Regions from separate parts of the Homo sapiens genome. Here region 2 is linked to region 1. Evidence: chromatin contacts called from ENCODE Hi-C or POLR2A ChIA-PET data. All regions are on one chromosome and are shown on one strand. Each heading gives the region's core, a stretch centred on a gene start or an enhancer-like site at or near the end of the contact. The rest is flanking DNA. Distances are from core to core; before and after follow the strand shown.

Evidence for each region. A loop is a pair of places that touch in the nucleus more often than their neighbours do. ChIA-PET counts read pairs that join two places held with the same protein, here RNA polymerase II (POLR2A).
Region 2: a map of astrocyte of the cerebellum shows a loop between it and region 1 (5-fold over the local background). The contact joins two enhancer-like sites. A Hi-C loop is called at or near these places in 2 of 168 maps with a recorded cell type or tissue (Caco-2 and astrocyte of the cerebellum). POLR2A ChIA-PET finds 5 or more read pairs at or near these places in 7 of 52 experiments (AG04450, H1, HEK293 and 4 more).

Annotation. Positions count from the first base shown.
Region 1 is chr6:132,817,742-132,822,297 of GRCh38, reverse strand. No RefSeq gene overlaps it. Among named protein-coding and RNA genes, the nearest start is that of SNORA33, 2.8 kb to the right of the region's middle. RefSeq lists enhancers at 1,411-1,480, 2,750-2,799. Within about 2 kb of position 1,548, at least 2 of the 41 ENCODE cell types and tissues checked have a DNase peak (open chromatin) inside an H3K27ac peak, as active enhancers do.
Region 2 is chr6:132,917,347-132,921,603 of GRCh38, reverse strand. It overlaps LOC105378008 (a long non-coding RNA gene), which reads right to left. Exons shown (of 8, transcript XR_001744346.1): 3 at 1,630-1,949; 4 at 446-663. Among named protein-coding and RNA genes, the nearest start is that of SNORA33, 100 kb to the right of the region's middle. Within about 2 kb of position 1,948, at least 4 of the 41 ENCODE cell types and tissues checked have a DNase peak (open chromatin) inside an H3K27ac peak, as active enhancers do.

The DNA of each region.
Region 1 (4,556 bases), core at 299-2,798:
CATTAAGTAAACATATATTTTATTCAATTCTCCATCAACACAAAGTATTGTAGCTCTGTGATGAATATACTTACAGCTATGCCTATTCTTTTATTTGAAATTGGCCTAATAAAGGTTTTCTAAACTAAAACATTCTGAATTGATGCTTTACGATTTTTTCTCTCCCTGGCTGGGTACAGTGGCTCACACCTGTAATCTCAGCACTTTGGGAGGCCGAGGCAGGCGGATCACGAGGTCAGGAGTTTGAGACCAGCCTGGCCAATATGGTGAAACCCCGTCTCTACTAAAAATACAAAAATTAGCCAGGCATGGTGGCGCATGCCTGTAGTCCCAGTTACTTGGGAAGCTGAGGCAGAATCACTTGAACCCGGGAGGCGGAGGCTGCAGTGAGCCGAGATTGTGCCACTGCAATCCAGCCTGGGTGACACAGCGAGACTGTCTCAAAAAAAACAAAAAACAAACCAAAAAAAAAACCAAAAATTTTTTTCTCTCCCTTTATCATCAAAAAGTGAAAGGCAAATAGAACCTCACTGATTGGTAGGGTCTCAGGAGGATCACCAGGGTTTCTATCTTCACAATCTTTGTCACTCAGTTTGGTTAATTCATATTTAAAAAACGAACTCAAAAGAGATGGAAAAATACAACAAAAAGACACTTCTGTCTCTTCTCTGGCACATTTCCTTCCAAAAACTAAGGTACTGTGGAAGCCAAATTAAAAGTGTGGTGATGAAGACCGTCACTGAACATTTAGCAAAAAAAAAAAAAAAGAAAGGAAGAAAGAGGAGGAGGAAAAGGGGAGAAAAAATACTCTGAGGAATGTTTTACACAAAGTAGGGAAGAGCTTAGAAAACTGCCCATCAACATAGGTGAAGAATCCTTAGGAGGAAGATTCATCCTCCTCCCCAGTATTTGTAAGCCTTCCCAAGCAAAAGCCAGATTTGAATACAACTTATCAACACACTAAGATTATGATCTGTAAACTCTGGGAAAAGAGCTGGCTGAAACATCTCACTTATGATAAAGCAATTTGAATTGAGATGTACTGTTATATTTGAAGTGTCAAAACATGTTTTCAAAAAGGAACTCATGATTTATTTTTGCCTGGGATCGGCTTGGTCCCAATCCTTCTGAACATTCTGATGTGTCGATACTTCTATATCCCAAGCCACCAGCAGTGAGTCAGACTGGTGCCCTGAGTGAGTCTGGTGGCCTCTCCCCAGGTCACCTCCTTAACCACGCCATCTCTTTTGCTAGGACTTACTGCTGAAGTTGTTCTTCTAGCACATGGATTGACCTTTCTGAAAATGCCTGGCTGGGAGGACAATGCTGTACCCTTCTCTGCCATCAGCCTGTCCCATCCTTTTCCTGGAGTGGTGATGGCTACTGACCTTATTCCTTGACTACATAGTCTCTTCTCTCTCAGTGGCTCTCAGGAGTACTTGTGATTAACATAGTCCTTGAGCACAACTCTTTAAATAACGAACTCATTTAAAAAAAGAAATTCAAACTCCATTAAGGGCTAGTCCTCAGTAAGCCTAGCAGATGTTTCCACACTTTCCTACGGTTTATAAGCTGTCTATGTAATGCTTCTGTTGCCTCAACAATCCAGTTAAAGACTGACAGTACTTGTTTATAACAGCAGTCTAATACAGCCTTTTTACAATTTCTCTTTAGATGTTTTTTTTTTTTTTTGAGATGGAGTCTTGCCCTGTCTCCCAGGCTGGAGTGCAATGGCGCGATCTTGTCTCACTGCAACCTCCACGTCCCGGGGTTCAAATGATTCTCCTGCCTCAGCCTCCCGAGTAGCTGGGATTACAGGCACCCACCACCACACCCAGCTATTTTTTGTATTTAGTAGAGACAGGGTTTCACCCTGTTGGCCAGGCTGGTCTCAAACTCCCTGATCTCGTGAGCCGCCCGCCTTGGCCTCCCAAAGTGCTGGGATTAAGGGGTGAGCCATCGCGCTTGGCCTCTCATTCATTTTTTAAAGCATTTAAAGTGGTTTATCAGAAATACATAGAATACGCTAATAAAATCACAATGAGGCAAAAAAAAAAAAAAAAAAAGAATAAAGAACAGAAAGAAAATTGAGTCTTTCATTTGGAGGCTCTTACAGCCAAAGAAAACAGGCAGTCACAAGTCTCATTGTCCATGGGTGCAAGAAAACATCAAGTGCTAGGCTCAAACAGCTCTCCTTTTGGGTTCATGAGGGATGTCCTCAACAAGATTCTGAGCACACACAGCAACCAATGTCATAAAACAATTTTCCCCCATAAAACAATGAAGACATCTGCTTCTGTCCTGGCACTTTTGCTTCAGTGGGCTCCCCAGTGAATTCCATATAAGCTACACAGGCAAATCACACTCTGAAGCCGACATTACATTTGCACTGAGTTTTGAAGAATGAGTAGGAGATATCTAGATGGAGAAAAGTAGAGGTACTTCAAACAGAACAAACCAAAGTTATGAAGAGATGGACATGATCACTTTTCAATAACTGTAACTCAGAAGTCTGGATGAGTAACTGGAGTGGAGTGACTCATGTCTTGAAAATCATCTGGATGAGACTGACAGTAGTAAGACCTATACAGCGCAGGTAGGAGTTGAGGATGCCAAGGCCTTTGGCTTGGGAAAGTGGTACGCAGTAACAAGTGATAATGAATGCAGTATGGTGCATACCACACAGTCAGCTTTCTTTTCCTCTAACAAAAACATGTTAGTGATGGTAAAGTTCACTTCAAGGCACGCAAAATTTGAAGAGCAAGTGGGTCTTCCTTGGGAAATTGTCTGGTACAGCTTAGAGTTGATCAAAGAAAACAAAATAGACTTGGGAATCAGGGGAAGCTGTGGGAGTGGGAGAATGTCTCAGGAAGGCTGCAGAGAAGCAAACATGCTCACCTGAACTCTGGAAACTATTACAATTGAAAGCACAGGCAGAATAAGAGAAAGAACTGAAATGTGGTAAAGGTCAAAATGCTAACACAACAGTACTTAAAATCCTGGAGGTCAGGAAAAGGCTGTGATTGAGCCACTGCATTTGACCAGAAGCTGCTGGAGGACAACAGCCAGAAAACCGACAAAGTCTGAGGATGGAGACATTTTAATGACTTGGAGCAAACACAGAGCAACAGTAAGGGAAGATGCAGAGTTCAAGGTTAGATTTGGGGCCAGGTACAGTGGCTCATTCCTGTAATCCCAGCACTTTGGGAGGCCAATCCAACACCTGAGGTCAGGAGCTCCAGACCAGCCTGGCCAACATGGTGAAACCCCATCTCTGCTAAAAATACAAAAATTAGCTGGGCATGGTGGCATGCGCCTGTAATCCCAGCTACTCTGGAGGCAGAGGTTGCAATGAGTTGAAATCGTGCCACTGCACTCCAGCCTGGGTGACAGAGTGAAGACTGTCTCAAAAAACAAAACAAAAACAACAAAAAAACTTGGGAGATTAACATTCCTTCTGACTTTGGTGTTTTGCAGCTGAGATGACAGTGGACATGGAAACACCAAAACAAAACAAAAAAATCTGAGCCTGGACAATGTGGTGAAACCCCATCTCCACCAAAAAATATGCAACAGGCACTCAAAAATGTCTACATAGATTGGTCATACAAGGAAACTAGAATTCAAAGTGAACTTTCCTCAGAAAAGCCAGAGTACATGAGGTTGACAATTTCAATGTTAACACACAGTTCCAGGTTATACACACTTCAGAAAAAATCTCTCAGAGCTCCTTGCTTTCCATGAGGGTACTCAATGTCACTACCATGCTAAGGTCAACCAGCTTTAGCTATAACTACCAAACCAACCAGTACGGGAGACCCTACTCGGAGATTCTCAATCAAGGTTTAAGACGCAAAGAAAAACCTTGGTATAGTCTTCAAAACCAGGATTGGCCAAGTATATGGCCTCACAACATTCTTTTAACGGTACCTTTATCCAAGTTTAAAATACACCAAACACCAGCCATGGCTTCTCTCACTGCGATTTCTAGGGACTGGGGTGCATTCAAGCCCCTCTCGCTCCTGCACAAAAGGCCAGGAATGGTGGCTCACACTTGTAATCCCAGCACTTTGGAAGGCTGAAGCTGGTGGATCACCTGCTGTCTAAGTTCTAGACCATCCTGGCCAAATATGGTGAAACCCCATCTCTACTAAAAACACAAAAAAATTGCCAGGCATCTGTAATCCTAGCTGCTTGGGAGGCTGAGGCACGAGAATCGCTCGAACCCAGGACAAAGAGGTTGCAGTGAGCCAAGATTGCGCCATTGCACTCCAGCCTGGGCAACAAGAGTGAAACTCCGTCTCCAACCAAAGAAGTCAAACGAATGTCCACAAGCATTCCTGGGTATCATAACACTTGTCCCACATGCAAGATATGATCCTGGCCCAACTGTGTACTTTCTACTAACCTGCCCAGCAAGTCTACTCACTGTCCTTTCATAGACTGCAATCTATTAAAAACACAACCTCTCTCTCCAAATTCTAGGCTAGTCTAGTGAGGGATAAATGCCCATAGCTAAGTAATCCTGGCCATCACCAACACTGCATGGCAGACCT
Region 2 (4,257 bases), core at 699-3,198, 99 kb before region 1:
ACACCTATAATTCCAGCTTCTCTGGAGGCTGAGGCAGGAGAATCGCTTGAACAAGGGAGGAGGTTGCAGTAAGCCAAGATCGTGCCATTGCACTCCAGCCTGGGCAATGGAGCAAGACTCCATCTCAAAAAAAAAAAAAAAAAGGATGAATAAGACCTACAATTTGATAGCACAATAGGGTGACTATAGTTCACTAAGAACTTAATTATACATTTTGAAATAAATAGCCTAACTGGATTGTTTGTAACTCAAAGGATAAATGCTTGAGGAGATGGATACCCCATTCTCCATGATGTGCTTTTTTCATATTGCATGCCTGTATCAAAACATCTTAAGTACCTCATAAATACATACATGTAGTATATACACCACAAAAATAAATAAAATTCTAAAAATTTTTTAAATAAACTCTAAAAAATCAAGTTTATTAAAAATAAGTACTCACACTAAATATATTGTTGCTTTGATGCTAAGAATGATATTTAAAGTTTATGTTGGAAGATGTCTCACCCTGGAACTTTTTAAAAAAATCTGTTTCTTAAACTGCCAGTGACTTCTCCTAAATGGTATTTGGGAAAAGGTTCATGTTGCTTGGGTTGTTGAGTTCTCAAAGGAAAGGTGAGGGATGGAAAAAATTCTAGGTGTTGGTTTTTTCTTCACAGGCTAGCGGCAGAGAGAAAAGAAGAAGTAAAAATTAGTATTGTCTTGATATCAAATTGGTATTTGATAATTGTATGCTTATGTTGAACAAAATTTGGGGAAACTTAGCTTCTCACATAGTGTTCCAACCAACTCAACACCTTCCCCACTTTTGCCCAACTATTCCCTTGACCTCACTAATGCTTTATATGAAGTATATACCTCAGTTTGTGACTTAGAGTACTCCTAAACAAACCTTTCCGCAGATCACATTTGTGTAAATCAAATCACATTCATTATCCTGCAGTAAACGCAGTCTAAAAGGACAGATTCCTCAGTGCTGTGCTTAATCACACCCAAATTTACAAACCCAATAAATCAAGACATCAGTGCATCTGACTGTCTTCTGGTGTAGAACACGTGTGCATTTGCTCCTTAGCAAGTTCATGGTGCTCCAGTACTTGACATAATAAGTCTAGGAGCCACAAAGAAGACTCTCTGAGGAACTGCACGTCTGAAGAGAAGATGTGGGCATGAACTTGAATCAGCTAGAATACTGGGGGTCAGGAGGAAACGAGGAATGAGACTTGTGTTGGGACTTTGGGGGAGTTCTGCAACTATTCAGAAACAGTCTCCAAAACAATCCATTTTATTTCAGTAGAAATTTCTAAATTTCTTAATTTCCCAAGGAACTGACAAATAAGATGATAAAGATAGATATTAGACAAACTAGGGTGAGGAATAACTTTTAAAGTTTCTCTCAATTATTGAGCATTTTAGATGCCCATTATTTTTCTGCCCCAATTCAACTCAAGAAATATAAACACCATGTCTCCCAGATGACATATGTAAGTCACATTCATTATGTCCCCAAACGCTTATATAACAAGCCTTCGGTTTCACAGCAAGTGGCGAAGTTGATGGTAAAATGTTTTTATTTTCCTCCTCCTGGTAGATGCTTGTGTGAAGTGATGGAACTCCTTATCCTACCTTTTATATGCCGTGGCATGTGGGAATGCAGACATAGCAGAGAAGACTTGAGTATATTGAGTGAAGGACCTTAGGTATGGAGAGGTAGAGGACTGGTGAAGGAAGCAGGAAAATTAGTAAATGGCCTTCCTCTCCTGTACTCTGCACTCTAACTTTCAGGAAAAAGTAGTTGTAGTCAATCTCTCAGGGTATTGGTTAATTCTTCCTTCCAGTTTAAATGGTTCATGGGTCAACTGTTGACCTCCTCTGCATAAGACAGCCTTGAGCAATCGCCTCCTGAGCAGCAGGCTGGGCAAGGTTCCACATTCCATGGTCCTTTGCTGGAGGAGTTGGACACAGGAAGAGAGAGAGAGAGCATAAGAGACTACTTGCAGTCCACTAAGCCAAGAGCACTTTTGCTTCTGCATATCTCAAACATCTGAAAGCCTATGCAGGTTTCTGTTTACGGGAGAAACTATCAAGGATGCCAGCAAAATACACACCAGTTTCCTAATTTCCAAGTGTCTATGGCAAAGTAAGAGCTTTCCATTTCCAGCACCAAAATACATAACATTGCATCTGATGTGCTGCTTATTTATTCTCTTTAAACTTTTAATTCAGAAGCTCAACTTGTCTTAAATGGCTTAAAGCCCAAACCAACACAGCAGTTACAGCTCTCTGACATATTGTTTGTAACCAGAAAAATCAGCAAAGCCAGAAGCTTTCTGCTGTGAGCACTTTTGTTTCCCCTCTTTTGTTTTATTAACCTCTCCACAGCTGGTGCAGTCGAAAACACTCTTTCATCACATGCTTAGCAGAAGTTCAAGTGTAGCAGAGAATGCAGCCAAGAATCTGTCTGCTGGATTCACTGTCAGAATGTCATGTTTCACTTCTAACTTAACTCCTATCTGATACAGATGACGGAAACAGACAAAGCAAATCTGCAACAGGAAAGGCTCTCTCTCTGGACCCTCTCAAACTGATTAATAATCCAAGGATTCGAGGACAAGTCAAATAGCAGAGTAGTAATATTTTCACATTAATATAAGAATTCAGGATTCACAGGATTTTCTGCTTGTCCATCCTTTTTTTTTCTGATGTAGTAAACAGCCTACAGATCACAAAGCTACTGAATTATGAAGCAATAATGCACTCTTGTCTGACACTACTTAGAATTTATAAAATAGATTAAAAATTAAAATAGTATCAAAAATTTACCAGACTTCCTGTTTCCTTCTTTATTTTAATGAAGCATTTATATTCCTAGTCTTTGTACATCAATATCTTTTTTGTAGGCTAGGGAGTCTTTATCAGAATTGGTTACTACTCAGGTAAATACACACTTATATACTATTGCTACAAGGTGATTATTGGCTGTTGGAATTTTTTTAATGTCATTAGATGAGTACTCAAGTTACTTTTCTTGGAGAGAGGATACATTTTCAGCAGCATTTCCCAAACTGCCTGGCTTGGGTAAAAGTTTGCCTTTATTATAACAGAAGTATTTTAGCTTCTTTCCTAATATGTTCATAATTATAAAAATACTTCAAATTTAGTGAACTATTGTTGGCTTCATCTCCCAAATGTAGGAACACACAATCCTTTTTCTGTTGTGACATTCAATTCATAAGCACATTAACAGAAATTAAGTATCTCCTAACACTTGAGAAAAGGTAATACCTAAGTGATGTCTCAGCCATCTTATCCTTTCCCCCAGAACTTCCAAACTGCCTCAGGACCCAGGGATCAAAGTGTTAGCACCCGGCAGAGCACGAAACTTTAAGAACTTCAGAAGTCCTGCTGATGGTCCAAGTTCCTGCCATATATATTTCTAAATATTTTTAATATCACTGCTAGTATCATAGTGGAAATATTCATTTTACAAATATTTATTGAGGACTTAATGACATACCAGATACTGTTCTAGGTCCTGGCTGAGCTAGTCCTAAATGACATAGATAAAAATACCTGCAATGAAAAGAAGTGGACAGATTCTGGTTGCGTTTTTGAAATAAAGTAATCAGGACTTGCTGATGGATTTGGTGTAGGGAGAAAGAAGAGAGAGAATTCAAGGAAACCTCATAAGTTTCTTACTCAAGCAACTGCTAGATGAAGGTGCTATTTATTTACATGGGGGAGAATGGGAAGGAGTGGGTTTGCAAAGGTACGTTTCACAGTAGACTTGAATTCACAGAAACATATATGGTAAAACCTATGAGAAAACTTTCAAAAGAACACAGAATCACTTACCCTACCTATGTGCCAATTCTTCATCTATAAATCTGAGACATTAATATCTACCACACATAATTCAAGAGGTTGTGGTAATAATCCAACATGGTAACAGATATGAAGTTATTGTTATTGTTGGAGAAACATGGGTCACTATCACTAACACCATCACCCAGATTTCTGGGAACCATTATATTTGGTTCTTCTAGGCTCTCACCAGATAGGAATGTGGGTGGTGGAAGCTCATAGAACAGAGAAGAGTTGTAACAGTGGAAGGTAAGATCAGCAATTAAAATCTCCCCAAAATTAGGAGACTGTAGAGATGGTCTGTACATCAATTACAACATTTCAGAAATGGTTTCTCAACCAATCACTTTTTTATTATTTATTTATTTTTTTTGAGATGGAGTCTAGCTC